Regions from separate parts of the Homo sapiens genome. Here region 1 is linked to region 2. A link is a contact called in ENCODE Hi-C data. All regions are on one chromosome and are shown on one strand. Each heading gives the region's core, a stretch centred on a gene start or an enhancer-like site at or near the end of the contact. The rest is flanking DNA. Distances are from core to core; before and after follow the strand shown.

The links. Hi-C counts contacts between places; a loop is a spot of excess contacts on that map. Pooled maps may share reads with other maps.
Region 1: a pooled map shows a loop between it and region 2 (13-fold over the local background). The contact joins two enhancer-like sites. A Hi-C loop is called at or near these places in 3 of 168 maps with a recorded cell type or tissue (CD4-positive, alpha-beta T cell, CD4-positive, alpha-beta memory T cell and naive thymus-derived CD4-positive, alpha-beta T cell) and 10 of 50 pooled maps.

The regions. Positions count from the first base shown.
Region 1 is chr15:70,137,942-70,145,326 of GRCh38, forward strand. No RefSeq gene overlaps it. Among named protein-coding and RNA genes, the nearest start is that of TLE3, 44 kb to the left of the region's middle. RefSeq lists enhancers at 1,851-2,356, 2,861-3,364, 3,132-3,231. Within about 2 kb of position 4,895, at least 12 of the 41 ENCODE cell types and tissues checked have a DNase peak (open chromatin) inside an H3K27ac peak, as active enhancers do.
Region 2 is chr15:69,570,961-69,578,636 of GRCh38, forward strand. DRAIC (downregulated RNA in cancer, inhibitor of cell invasion and migration) reads left to right here. Exons shown (of 5, transcript NR_026979.1): 5 at 1-480. Among named protein-coding and RNA genes, the nearest start is that of DRAIC, 13 kb to the left of the region's middle. Within about 2 kb of position 5,231, at least 2 of the 41 ENCODE cell types and tissues checked have a DNase peak (open chromatin) inside an H3K27ac peak, as active enhancers do.

The DNA of each region.
Region 1 (7,385 bases), core at 3,645-6,144, 570 kb after region 2:
GGCTCGCTGTTTCATGTGGAAATGGACTAATAGCCCTGCAGAGCTCAGCCAATATGGGAGCGGGCATGTCACTTAGGCTGGCTGGAGCATGAAGCCAAAATCTTCCCACAGTGCCGGGGAGCCCTTCCCGAAGACAAGCTTTAACCATGGCCCAGCTGCCTAAGGAGGCAGGGCAGGCAGGGTGTGAGCCTCTGGATAATTTCTTTTCTGGGTGAAGAATCACAAAGACTGTAATTTGAGAATCTATAGAATCGTAACACCTCATTTAGCCAGTGCCATTAGGGAGTGAGGAGTTCCACATAAGTGAGTTTTCCAGATAATTGAACTTCAGTCCCTTAAGAGCCAAAGCTTAAAAGAAATTAACCAGTTTGACAGAAGGCTTTCTAAAGTATGTTCCTCTGCTTTCAGACCCTGGGTACCCAGAAGAGGTTTGGCCCCTTCCCAGCAACTATGATGGGACCCTCAACATCTGCTTCTGGGTTGGATGGGTCACAGTTTCTTCTAGGGTGGTGGTTCTCAGCCCACCTTAGCTGCGTGTTCAAATCTTTTGAAGAACTTTAAAAAAAAAGTCCGGATGCCCCTGCCAACCTTAGGTCATTTCGTTTAGAATCTCCAGAAGGCAGAACCAGGTATAGGTATTTATGAAAGCTTCCCAGATGATTCCAATATGTAGACATATCTGAGAACTGCTGCTCTAGGGTGCATTGAGTTTCCCCCAGTAATAAAAAGTAACATCGTCTCAGCAACCATCGTGCAAGTGACTGCTCCTGAGTCAGATCCTCGGCTGGTGGCCCACCTGCCTCATCTTCAATTCCTGCCACTATCTGGTGGTTTTAACCCTGCTTTTCAGATGGGAAAGCTGAGCTTCAGAGTGGCAGGAACTTGCCCACTTCACTTAGCTAGACAGCAGCAGAGTCACGGTGTCCAGCCCGTTTCATCCCAATGTCCTCCTAGGTAGGACAGCCCTAGCTGGCTCTCTGTTTGGAGCATTCTTCTCCAACTTGCTTTGGTTTTCCTGTTCCCTTCTTCACAGTTGGCTTCCAGCAGCACCTTCCCCTTGTTGCCTACATACCTTTCTCTAACCCTGCCATGCCATTCTGGCATCTGCCCAGCCTGTTCTAGCATCAATTTCTTCATCTGTGAAATGGGGATGGCACCACCCACTGCGCAAGGCTTAAACAGGGCATGTAAAACACCTAGCCCAAGTGATCACCCTGGAGGTGGTGGCTTGTCCTCCCAGATCAAATCCTCCTCCAAACCCATGAGGAACTCTCTAAGTCAACCCCACCTCCGCCTGCTGCTCCTCTACCTCTGATTTGAATCTGCCTGGCACTGGGAATCTGGGTCACTCATCTTGCTGGGACTATGTGCAAACTAAGAGTAAATAGGCTCCAAGTAAAGGCCTGAAAGATGGCCCTTTCTGTGAGAAATGCATGTGAGCCTAGTGCATCATCTTTGGCAATTTGTCTTCACTGCATAGGACCCACGAGATGGCTGTGTAAATAAATCAGCTCACTTCTCAGCCTTTTGTATGCTCCTTGAGGGATCCTGAGGCACCGGGCACGCTGACGGAGCTTCATCATTATTTGCTGGCTGTCTATTTTGGAGATCGCCCCTGGTTGGTCACCCCATGATGTATAAGGAGGATGCAGTCCCCTCTAAAGTCAGCTCCTGCTGCTGCTCTGTCCTTACCTCCCCCATCTCTTCCCTCTCTGGCCAAATGCGGCTTCTCAGGAGCCTCTGAACTGGTCCCGAACATCCTCACCTTGATGCTTTTGTGTCAGCTTCCCCCATGCTCCCTCCTCTGTAAGCCCTGCCCTGCTTCCTTTCAGCAAACACTTCTTAAGAGCTTTTGTAGACAAGGAAGGTCAGTGGACCAAGCTCTGAGAGGGAAAGACAAGCCTTACCAGGACCCTTTCCTCAAAGAGCTTCTACCACAGTCCTGGCCTTTGGGTAAGGAGTCCAGTCTGTTCCATTATAGCATCGATTTCTTCATCTGTGAAATGGGGATGGGACCACCCACCTCATGAGGCTTAAAGTAAAGAGGGTGTGTAAAATACCTGGCCCAAATGATCACCCAGGACGTGGAGGCTCATCCTCCTAGAGACCAGACCAAACCCTCCTAGAAACCCACGGAGATCTCTATCAAGTCAACCCTGCCTCCCCTTCTGACTTCCTCTACCTCTGCTGTTGGGCTAAGACAGCTCCTATGAGATCAGTGAGGCTCAAATAAATGTCATTCCTCCCTGCCCAGCTCTTGGCAGGACGAGAAGTTTACATACTCCCTGGGTGGAGAGGTGGGGGTGGGTGCCAGAGCAGAGGAGGGGCTGGAAGAAGCACTGAGTTCCAGTATTTCTGTAGCTAGGTCTTCAGGAGATGACTCTTCACACCAGCCTTTGGTCCCAGCTCTCTGTGCCCTGGGCTCACCTGGACATACCTCTGCATGCCTTCGTCTGCTCTTCCCAGCCAGAGGTGGACTCTGTGAGAGGGAGCTCCCTCTTCCACCTCCAGTGGCTCCTGTAGGCCCAGCCCAAGAGCAGAGGGCCACTGTGTTCCCCCACTAGAGTCTGATTCTTTCGCCCACATTACCTCCAGCCTCTCTGAATACAGGCCTTGAGAGACCTGAGCATGTATGGGCTTCCGAATGCAAACAAGGAGTGAAGTATTTCAAAACCTGGTATTTCACCAGAAACGGCCCTTCAGAGGGGCCCAAAATACACAGCTCGGTGTTTGCACTTCAAAGAGTGGGAGGCCCAGTCAAGGCTCCAGGCAGCCAGGTCTTCCCTGTGTCAACAAGGGGAAGGAAAGCAGCTTGGCCCTGTCTGGGGCATCCTGAGAAAGGGGTTTTCCGACTGCAGCTGGAGAAGAAGGCAGGGCAGGGAAGGGCTGCCAATCCCCGGGGTGCTTCCTGCAGACGGCGTGGAGACCCAGGGGCTTTCTTGTGAGCTCACAGAGGAACCTTTTGGGGAATTCCCCAATGATAATGACAATAGTTCCCGGTTACTGCCTGTGATATGCTAAGCTCTTTCCATGGTTTTTCCCATTCATCCTGATGAGGCCGGCAGTACCAATCTTCCCATTTTGTAGATTTGAAAACTGAGGCTCAGAGAGGTTTGGATGACATGTAGGTTAATGGCAGAACTGGATTTCAGTGCAGGCCAGCCTGCTGCCAAGGCCTGTGCTCCTGATCAGCATGTAAAGCTCATCCCCTCTCCCTCTAAGGTCACTGAGCCCCATCAGGGTCTAGGCGCTGAAGATACTGAGAGAAACAAAGTACAACCCCTGTCTTCACTGAGCTGCCAGTTAAAAGGAGAACAGCCTCGGAGACCAGTGGCCACCATGTGAAAGTGAAAGTGCTTTGTCAGAGGCTTTCTGCACAGTCGTGGGAGTGGGAAAAGGAAGCACTTGCCTCTTCAGGGGCCCTATGGAAGAGGGGGCCAGCAAGCTAAATCTGGAGAGAAGAGATAGCATTTGCCAGGTGGGCAGAAGGGACAGCACCTGTGGCCAGCCAGACCCTGCAAGCTGTGTTTGTTGTGGTCACTGAGTGGGCCTGAGTGCCGCAAAGTGAACCACTCACTCTGAGGTCTAGGTGGGGCTGTGGAACTTGGAGGATTTTAAGGAGCAGGGAGAATGAGCTAGGCACTCTCAAAGGCTCAGGTAGATGTGGAGGGGGCATGGAGCAGACACAGATTAGCCTGTCCTGACCTCTCTTAGCACATCAGACCCCAAGAGGACCCCGGTGACAATTTCTCAAGACCTCATGACAGCAGTGTGGGTAATGATGACACAGTGGTGGTGTCTCAAATGCACCCAAAACTTATCAGTGTCACTGTTTTTGACAGATCCATCCTTAGCCCAGGCCCAAGATGCAGGCATTTTCACTCCCATGGGACCCACGAGAAGAGTGGAGTGGTTCCACATCAGGAGAATGGGACGCTTTGCGGTGTGAGCCGGGGGAGGCCCTTTTGCTTCCCTCTATGGAGCTCAATTTTTTCAGCAGAAAATGAAGTGGACAGGATGATCCCTGAATTCTGGCTTGAACAAAAGCTCCCGCGTGGCGCTGAAGGTGGAGGTGGTTCGGCTCAAGGAATCTACCCTGTGAGCATGAGGAGTTGAGACAAGCCTGGGCTAGGAGAAGGACACCAGCCCATGACCCAGGCTAAGCTCTGTCATGGGCAGGATGTATAACCACCACAAGTCATTTCACTGCTATAAAATAGAGATAATAATCCCTCTCCTGTTCACTTATGGGCTTACTGTGAACATCAAATGAAATAACAAGCACAGAAGTGTTTAAATTGTAAGGTATGGTGTCAAGTTGAATCATCTTCTGGTTCTTGAACCACAGGGACCATTTAACCCAATTTCCTCATATTCCAGAAGAGGAAACAGAAGTTCAGAGTGGCTGTGACTCGTCCAGTGTTCTCTGTGGCAGAACTGAGACCAGCTCCTAGATGCGATCTCTTCTCTTTAACCACCGCTGTGGCTGCTATGATTCAGAGACCTGACAACATTTTGTCATAGAAAAAAATTCAACCACCTCCCCGCCGCCACCCCCCACCCTGCTGACCCTTGGCATGGAGTATCTCTCTGCCTTCAAAAGAAAAGAAGAAACAAATTCCAAACCCCAAACCCCACTAACTGCAGAGCAGCTGCTTCTCAGGGAAAGCGGCCACCCGGAATGTAACGCGGCAGAAACCGGTCTCACTGCCTGCCACCAAGCAAACGTGGCCTGTTCTGATGGCTCAGTGGCCAATGTCTTCCTGTCACCAAGCTCCTCCAAATCGCGGGGGAGATTGTTTTGACATTTGATTAGCCACAGAGTGTAACTTGTGAGTGCTTGAGCAAGCCGACTCTCAAGCAATGGCATCGCTGAGTGCTTTAGCCTGTTAGAGATACCATGTATCAGGGAAAGCGATGGCGGGCAGGGCTCCAAGAGGGAAGATAAGTGGGCTGTTGGGAGAAATTAATACGAAGAAAGGAAGCGGCGAATGAAGTCAAACGAAAACAGGGTCCTGTGATATCCATGACTCATAAATTTCATTGATACCCAGAATGTGAGTTCCCTGCTCTCCCTCGAGTTAGTAAACTGCTTGTCCTCAGGGTGACCCTGCGGGAAGATTCAGGGGCAGGAAGGAGGTGGGAGGAACAGGCTGGAAAGCCCGCATAACTTTTAGGTGGAGCTTGCACAAAATGCTTTCTCTCCTGCAGGGAAGAGCCTATGAAGATGGCCCTGAGAACAGATGAGTGCCTGCCTAGGGCGTGATTCAAGGGGGAAGAGGTCACCAAAGGAAGGCAGGAAGGTGATAATTGTGGGGGTGGGAATGGAGATTGGAGGGACCCAAGACAGAAGTCACAACTGAATCCTTATTTCTTTTTTTTTTTTTTTGAGATGGAGTCTCTCTCTGTCTCCCAGGCTGGAGTGCAGTGACGCGATCTCGGCTCACTGCAAGCTCTGCCTCCAGGGTTCACGCCATTCTCCTGCCTCAGCGTCTCCGAGTAGCTGGGATTACAGGCGCCTGCCACTACGCCCGGCTAATTTTTTGTGTTTCTAGTAGAGACGAGGTTTCACCGTGTTAGCCAGGATGGTCTCAATCTCCTGATCTCGTGATCCGCCCACCTTGGCCTCCCAAAGTGCTGGGATCACAAGCATGAGCCACCGCGCCCGGCCTGAATCCTTATTTCTTAGCAAGGTTGTTCAGGCCACCCTACTCCAAACTATTTATTGCCATGAGTCCCTTCATTATCTTTAACCACCATAAACCCCCTAATGTGAAAGACTGAGTCTGCCAAATGAATTAGGTTTTGCCGACAGCTCAGACCGTGGAGTTCCGTAAGCCTGCGGTGAGAGCTAAGTCTAATCTATGGGGGGTTCTCAGTAGGATGTTTGACATGTTGGAAACCACTTGGGGACCCCTCTGCTTTCTGCTGGACTCAACTTAGGCTGGCAGCTGTTGATCCTGTGCTGTCACCTCCACCCCTCCCGCCGGTGCCCATGCCTCGGGAGCCATGATGGAGAGAGGTCAGCAGGAAGGGGAGTGAAGTAGTGGGAAAGGCCTGGCCTGGGAAGCTGGGGAGGGGTGTGGTCCCAGAACATAAGGAGGGGGAAGACTAGGAGAGGTGTCATATCAGGGGACTTCCTGGAGCTGTGGATTTGCTAATGCTGCCCTCTCTTCACTCTAAGGCCCTGTCTGTGACATCAAGTGACCTCCCTATATTAGACTCTTGTGTGCAGAAAAGGCTATACCTTTGTAGCCAAGGAAAACCCATTTCAGTGGGCAGGAACCCACATCAGAGTCCGCAGGTAAGCACCCCTAGTAAGGCTAAATGAGGAATAGATTGGAAGATCCAAGAGATCTGGAAAAGGGGGCCTTTTATGAACCTTAGACGCAGGAACTGCCATTGCCCAAACCCAGCTCCAAACCCAGCTCAGCAGGATGGGGCCTCCCCATACTCCACCCCAAAGCCTGCAGTGGAAACCTCAGAACTGACCTTCCAGATTGACCAAGTTGGTAGTCTTAGCTCTAGATTGCACCTGAGGAAACTGAGGTACCTAGAAGTCAAGTAATTTGTTCAGCATTACATGCTGGACTCTACGTCCAGCTTTGTCTGATTCCAAGCCAGGGCTTGCAATGCTGCACCATGTACTGTGTGGAGGTTTTAGTGCACTTCAGAGTTTCTATAGCTATCTTCCCAACTATCCTGTGAGCACGTAGAAGGCAGAAGCAAAGTTTTCTTTACTATTTGCATGGCTTCATTTTAACACATTTACTGGGGGCTCACTTCATGTCGGGCATTGCGCGAGGTGGGAATAGCTACATGATATCATATTTGGGGCGTATGTTCAAGAATTTCAAGATGGTGACAGCAGAGCATGAAACCAAGTGCAGGGTCTTTCTGAGAGCAGCTCCCGAAGCCAGTCCAGTCATCAGAAGAGCAGAGAGAAGAGCACAAAACCAGACACAACTGCAGTGTCCTCTGAGAACGGGGACAGCTGTAGGCGCAGGGCTAAGGGAGCTCAGAGGAGAGCACTAAGCCCAACAAGCACTTGACTCGATGGCGATACTACACATTTGCAGCTTCTCAGCGGGTGCTGAGGAAAGCACCTCGGTGCACGTGACCTCACAGTGACATAATGAGGCAGACATTATTTATGTAACAAGAAAACAGCATAGATCCTATACTACCTACCAGATACTTCCCTCTTCCCCAAGCGTTTGTAACTATTAACCACTTTGCTCTTAATCTTTTGATGTAGTTGCTTTGTTATCCCCATTTTACAGAAAAAGAAGCTGAGGTTCAGAGACATTAAGTGACTTGGCAAAGTCGAAGCTTCAACCTCAGATTAGTCTGTTTCTGGGTCTAGAAGTTTTTCTACCAGAGCA
Region 2 (7,676 bases), core at 3,981-6,480:
TCCACTCAGGATTGACCACCCCTTTGGGCCAGATAGTTGTACCCCCATGTACCAGGTGGGCACATGAAGACACAAGAAGTGCTGTGATGGTTCATTTTGCACGTCACCTTGCGTGGAGTATGCCAACTCATTGTTTGGTCAAACACTAGTCTGGACATGGTGGTAAAGGTATTTTTTAGATGAGATTAACACTTAAATCAGTAAAGCAGGTTACCCACCATACTACGGGTGGGCCCTGTCCAATCAGTTGAAGGCATTAAGAACAAAGATTGAGGTTTCCTAAAGAAGATGGAATTCTCCTTGAGACTACAACATAGAAACCCTATCTGAGTTTCCAGCCTGTTGCCCTGTGGAATTCAAACTCAGGACTCCGGTCTATGACATTAACCCTCACTTAACTTTTCAGCCTGCCAGCCTGCCCTATGGATTTCGGACTTGCCAGCCACACAATTCCTTAAAATAAATCTCTCCGTCTCTGTCTGTTTCTCTCTGTCTATATACACACCTGCATGCATATATACATATATATATGTATGCATCTATATATTTATATCTAATCTCGTATTGCTTATTGGTTCTGTTTCTCTGTAGAACTCTGCCTAATACAGCTGAAGATGTATTCTCTTTAGAAAGCTTGCAATTACTGGGGAACAATCAGTACAGAAGTCGACAATTACAGAAAGGGGACTAGGGTAATATGGTGGCCAATGTCCTTGTGAGTAGTGGTGACAGAGGGCAACAAGTTAGAGACTGCCAAGGGAAAGTCAAGAGCAAGGGAAACAGAGATGAAGTAGGTTCAGCCAGGCCCCACCACCTACCCAGACTAAACCTGGAGAGTCTCTTTTCCCTTTAGTCTTTTAAAAATATTTTATTTCTGTACTTCAATGGATGCAAGCCCCTAAGTCCTGAAGGATCTGTTGTTTGTTGTGTTACTCCAAGCAAGTATTAGCCTAGAAGGGACCTCACCTCCCAACAATGAAATGCAACTCTTACATTTTATAGATTGGGAAACCAAGTCTCTGAGAGCTTTCTATTAAAGTGACAAAGGTACTGGATCATGGTAAGCAGGAATATGTACCCAAAGGAGTAATAGCAGCTGTTCATATGCATTTTATTCTAATGCGCCTTCCTGTGATCATGTTAAATGAATTCCTGGGTTTTTACCAAACTTGACTCTTTTGAGAAAGAACCAAAGGAGCTAAACCAAACAACTCTTGGGGATGGATCTGCAAATGTTACTCCTGAGCTATGGGGGCTCCAGGTCCACCTCACATTGCCCCCTGCAGTCACCCTCATCCAGCCCTAGCCCCCAGGCAGATTGTCCCTGCAGACTGGCAAAGTCATTTCCAGGTGTGGTCTCAGAGAACCTCTCTCTGGAATGGTAGAAGGGTTTGTAGCCATAAGAGCTGATATCAAGGGGGCTTCTAGAAATCTAGAAAATTTAATTCCCCAGAATGTGCCTGAGAGTTAGTTTCTCCTCTAGAGTCCTTTTCTTAGGAAGCACCGGAGTCCATGCTTGCTCTTATATTTTTATCCAAATATCACCTCTATTAAGGCATCAAAGTCCCGTGAGAAACACCAGCTCATGCCCTCTTGTCCTCCCCGACTCCTACTGGATAGTAGGGACAGAAAAGTGGAGATTATTCCGCATTTTATAGAAAGAGAAACCAAGGTGCAGAGGAGGGTGGAACTAGCTTCTGATCCTAGGCTACACCCCTGGCAAACTGGGAAAGGTGTGTCAGGAGGAGTTGCCACAGGCATTGGCCCCAGGAAAGCCCTGCTTTGTCACTTTGAGAGGACAGGGCACCACCTAGGCTGGCCTTGCCAATTAGAACCAGCTCTGCTGCTCCAAAGACACCCAGGCCAGTGAGGGGTCCACATGTGGACAAGCTTTAAAATCATAATTCTTCCCTCTGACAGTTCCCTGAGGTCCAAGACAACCTGTTTGGTAGTGATGCTCTGTGACCCTCTGGCTCCCTATCCCAGGGATGTGGGGTAGAGCTGCACCCTAAGTCTCTTCTTACTGTGGGCGATAAGGATTGCAGCCATTAGCCAGAGTAGGGGGGAGAGACATCATCTGCTAAAGTAGGAAGGGCATGTGGTCTGAATACCTGAAATTTAATCCCAATCCTTTTTTTTTTTTTTTTTTTTTTTGAGATGGAATCTTGCTCTGTGGCCCAGGCTGGAGTGCAGTGGCAGAATCTTGGCTCACTGCAATCTCCACCTCCTGGGTTCAAGTGATTCTCCTGCCTCAGCCTCCCAAGTAGCTGGGATTACAGGCATACACCACCATGCCCAGCTAATTTTTGTATTTTTAGCAGGGACAGGGTTTCACCATGTTGGCCAGGCTGGTCTTGAACTCCTGACCTCAGGTGATCTGCCTGCCTCGGCGTCCCAAAGTGCTGGGATTACAGGTGTGAGCCACCATGCCTGGCCATTTCTTTTTTTCTTCTTTAAACTAGCTGTGTGACCTTAGATAAGTTACTGAACCCCTCTGAGTCTCAGTTTGTGCCTCTGCCTCTGTAAAACAGAAATAGTAAGAATAACTACCCCCAGGGGCTATCAGTGACTTCACACAAAGTCATGAATGTGCTCATATTCTGTAGACTGTAAAGCACTCTACCAACATTCACTGCCATTCTTTCTTGATATGCTTTAAAGGAGATGGGGGAAAGAAAGGATCCAGAGCTGGGAAATTCTGCTTTCTCAAATCCTTTCTTGTTACAGTGAGGCCGTAGTCCAGAGAGTTTAAGCAGACAGCTCTAAGTCACAGAGGGCAGGAGGCAGGGTTTGCATTGAGCAGTGAGGGTGGGTAGGGAATGAGGGGACTGTGCTAGCGCCCAGAGACTGGACCACGATGAGACCCTGGAGGAACCCTGCAGGAGGGTATTAGGGCAGGGGCAGCGAGGTAGGGGGAGCCAGGTGGGCAGTGGGCTAAGGACACAGTGCTGTCGAGTGGGGATATGCCAGCCCTGGTTACCAAAACCCACGTGGGGGTTTCTGAGTTCAAAGGCATGTGGATGGTGCAGCCCCCTGCTGAGATATGACTGCAGCTTTGGAAACATGATAAAATAAACACACGACGTGGGTCTTCAGACCACCCCCGATTAGCAGCTAAAGAGGTGGATGGGTAGAAGAAAAAGCAGAGGTTTTCAAAGAACAAAAATACAACAAGGCAGCACATCCGTCCCCGAGGTTGAGAAATGTGGGCTGCACTAGTTTCCGCATCATCAGAACTGTGCCCGAGTCAGCACAGTTCTGAGCACAGGGAGAATGTAGAGCACGTGGGGCAGGGAGGCAGGGTGCATGTACCTACGAAGTGCTGCCCCCACACACATCCCTTAAAGGAGAGTTACCCTAGAAATGATCTGAGGATTCTGGTAACAAGAGTTGTCATTCAAGATAGGCCTGACTCATTTCTTCCATGAAGGAGGAACTGAACAGTCAGCAGCAGAGATTAGAATTCTTATCCAGGCAGATCTTGAGTGCTTCCCTCCCTCCTACCAAAGTATTCTCTCTTTTGGCATCTCCCTGCCTTATATTTTGCCATTACGGGTTGATCCTGTTGGCTTGTCAGTCTCCAACAGTTCTCTATACAGACGCAAATGTTCTGGAGAGGCAGGCCACAGGTCAGCCCCAGACTGTGAACCCAGCTCAGGCAGCCAGGACCCAGGACTGGTTCCATCAGGGGCATGAGGGCCCACAGGAGTGAGCGAGGGAGAAGGATGAGGACAGTGATTATTGTTCCCCCTGTATGGATGAGGAAACTGAGACTCAGAGGAGTAAAGAAAGCAATGAGCAGTCTGAGGTTGGGGAAGGCCAAACCTCACTTCCTCCTCCCAAATCATGTGTCTTCAGAGTACATTCAAGGGCAACTCCACGCTCTGTGTTTCAGAGAAAACAATCCTTCATGGCTGTGCCCACGCTCTCCTCCCACACCACCAGATGTGCAGGCAGCGTGGGGTCTCTCCAGCATCCCCTGTTCAGACGGCCCGTTCGGAAACTGGACATAACTGTGACTTGTGTGCCTGGCTCTGAATAATCAGTTAGGCCAGTGAAATGGGAGTCTCTCTGTGTGTCTGGAATTTGAACTGAGACCCTAAGTTGGGACCACTCAGAAGTCTGGGAGACTCAAGAGTGAGGTGGCCATTACAGAGCCACACACAGCACAAGGTATTAAGTCAGGAGAAACTGAGGCAGCCAGACAGACGGGGAAGGGAGCAGGGCACAGAAAAAACCAATGAGGAGAGATACCCAGGGGAGAGGCCAGAGCTGCCTGATCAAGGACGATGCCCACCTCCAGGACAGGGACTCTTAAAGTCTGCCCAGGGATGGCAGGGCTGCCATGGAGCAGTATCCCCTGAGATATGGCTCTCATTTTTCTGCTTTCCTACTGGTGTGTTTTTTTGCCACTCTCTAGCCCTGGCTGTACCACTGAGGACTGAATTTTAACAGGCAGCAGGAAACTGGGATTCTTAGGTTGCAGGTCACTGGATCAAGAGGCACCACATCTACGTGTGAAGCAGGGATTACTGCCCCTCACTGCTGATATGGGATGCCAACATACCGCCCTGAGACCCTGCACCTGAGGACGATGCTGCCCCTGGGGCGGATCTAGGGCTGCGTTCCCTGGGGAGGGATGAGGTACTTTGCTTGCAGGAGGGAGAATGAGCCGGAAGCCATCAGTAGTCAGGAATGTGCCCTTTCAGTGTCCCTAGCTCCTGACTTCTGGGCACCTGGTGGGATTGCACTTTCTGCCTCTTTTGCTTGGGTGGGGCTGTGTGATAGATCCCACCAGTGAGCTGTGAGTGGAAGTTTTTCACTGTCTGTGTGAGGCCCTCAGTCTCTTGCTCTCAGTCACTGTAGCCAGCATCATTCCAGATGGTGGTGGCTACTGCCTCAACCTGGATCTTAGAAAATGGACACAGAGCTTGTCCAGCTAAATAAACCTGCCTGATTTGGAGCCATTTCGTGTTGGGGATTGTTTGCTACTACACCACACCCTGGGTGATCTGGCGGGTGCATTGCCTTAGCCAGGGCTTCAGCATCACACATTTCCTGGATCCTTCTGGGAAGTAGATGGAGGGCTGCTAAAAGCTGGGGCAACCCTAGGGGCTGGAGACATTCCCTGGGTCCCCCTGCCAGCCACAGTGCCAACCCTCAGGCTGTGGCACGGGAGTGCTGAACAGCAGAGGGCACCAGAGGCCTGTTTCTGCCTTCCCCATCCTGGTGCCATCATGGGGGTTGGTGGCATCAGTATTGCTGGTATTGTAGGAGGGTAGCATTTGGACCTACAGCAGAGAGAGATCTCGCTCCTCTTCTGTCACTGTGGTTGTGGGCAAGTGTTTGGAAGATGCAGACTCACCCTTCAGTAGGCTTCAGACAATATCTAGGGACCAGGGTCGGGGCACCCACCACAACTTCCTCTGGCCCTTTCTCTCTTGGGCTGGCCCCACCTTCAGTTGTCATCTGTCAGGCCCAGGGGTGGGGAGGAAAGCCAGGAGCCAGGATACAGCAGAACAGGCACAGGCAGCCTGACTCAGCACACAGCAGTGTTTTCAGGCCATCCCCTGTGGCTTTTCCTCTTCCATGCCTCAGATCCCACCACTATACTTTTGCCCATTTAGCACCCTACTTTCAATTCTGAAAATGCAGCTCTTGTTTTTTTGGGGAAAGGGAAAGGATGGAGGTTGGAGAGGGTGGGACTAACAGCAGATGTTTTCAGGATTTGAGAGCTTCGTCAGTACAAAGAGCTTTGTGCTAGGAGCCTGGAAGCCAGGTGATCTGCAGTAGGTCTTTTTCTTCCTTGGGCCTCAGTTTCCTCCTCTGCAAAAGTGGGTTTTGGGACAGCCAAGCTCTGAGCCCCTTCCAGAGTTTGTAACCTAAGATTCAGGTTTTGCTGGTCAGGAAGAGAGAGACAGCCTGGCCCTGGGGTAGGGATAGGAAGGAGGAGGAAGGTGCTACCTGTAAGGTAAAGGAGACAGGTGGGGGAAGCTTGGGTCACTGGGAGTCCTTAGCTGGACCATGACACTTTGCCAGGAGTGGCTGGATTCCCTGCACCTGCTGCTTTACTGTTGGCCTGTGTTTCAGTATTTACATTTCTCTGGATCATATAAGACCAAGGTCAGGTTAAGTCCATTACTCCTAACCCTAGTTGGCCCAAAGTCAAACAGAAGAGGTTGCCTGTGCACCTGCATCTCTGCCCTTCCTGCCTTCTCTAGGTGCTCTTAGCTCTGCATTTCTGCTCCTTCCTGCGGGGGCAGGAGGTTGGGCCTGACTCTGAAGCCCTAGTAGGGCCTGTCTTCCAGAAAGACAAGCACGTAGACACTGCAGGCAGCCACCTTGGGGTGGGGAAGGGAACACCCGCCTGGCATCTGGCTGTTCGCTGGGTGGGGATGCCTCTTTCTGCTGCCTTTGTTACCCTTTTCCCTCACCACTGCCAGCACTCAGGCTCCATAGTTAAAAGGCGGCACCAGGTTCTTCCCAGCAAGAACCTCAGGAGCTCTGGAGGCACCTTCTGGGTGGGGTTTGGTTGGATAAGCAAAGCATCTCCTTCAATCCTTCAGCCTCCATTCTGCTCAGTCCCTGGAAGGTCGGGTGGTAGCATGGGAGGAGGCCACCTCCTAAGCTTCCCCCGCCCTCCCCAGTGCCCCTGTTCCTCTGAGCTCTGGAGGTCACCAGGGCGCTGCGGAGCTCATTGCAAGCTGCCCTGGCTTGTTATCGGTCTTGAGAGACTCGTCTCTCTCTAGCTGCCTGTAAACCTCTGGGACCTGATGGATGGGTTTTGTTGTTTTCCTTCCCCCTGACTTGTTGGTGCTGTCACCTCCAGTCCCTGGTGGATGGACATCTTTTTATTCCAGCAAACCCACTACCTGTACTACCCATTCACTTAGTCATTCACTGAGGCTCACCATTGGCCATAAGATCACCAGGGCCTAGACACACAGAGGGGTGTGAGCACAGAACACAGTCCTTGCAGGGCTCTGGGTTTTGTAGGTGTGAGATGTGCCCGAGGCCTGCCAATTCACGGTGGCAAGTGCCCTGATGATGGCTGCACTGGCTCGTATGGGAACATTGCGGGAGGTGCATGGGGCCGCTTCTCAGAGGAGGCGATGTTTGAGCTGAATTGGAGGAAAAACAGTAAGGGTTCCCTAGATGGGGGTGGAGGGCTGGGAGAGAACTTTCTGGAAAGGGCACATCAGTCTGAGGGAAACACCTACATGCAGGCTGGCAGGTGAGAGGACAGAGTCCTTTCTGGGATCAGGACTGTTTGGGGCCACTGGAATAAGTGCAGGAGACTGGAGACAAGGCTGGGGAGAAGGCGGGACTTTGGTCATGGAGGTACTTGGAGTCTTTATCCTGTAGGTGGTGTGAAGACCAGAAAGGAGGCTGTTGCACTAGTTCAGGAAGAGAAGAGGAGGTGGGCGACAGAAGTAGAGGCAGCGCTCTGAGGGACCTTGGGCAGGTGGAAGCCACAAAACTGGATGGCCATGAGGGCAAGGTGAGGAGGAGGGGGAGGCGAGGAGGAGAGGGAGGCGAGGAGGAGGCGGAGGAGAGGAGGAGGGGGAGGCAAGGCCGACTCCAGGTCTCCTACTCAGGTGGCTCATGGCTCGGGGCCACTCGCTGCTCACCAATCCTGTGAGCAGAGGAGGAGCAGATATGGTGTAGGGTGCATA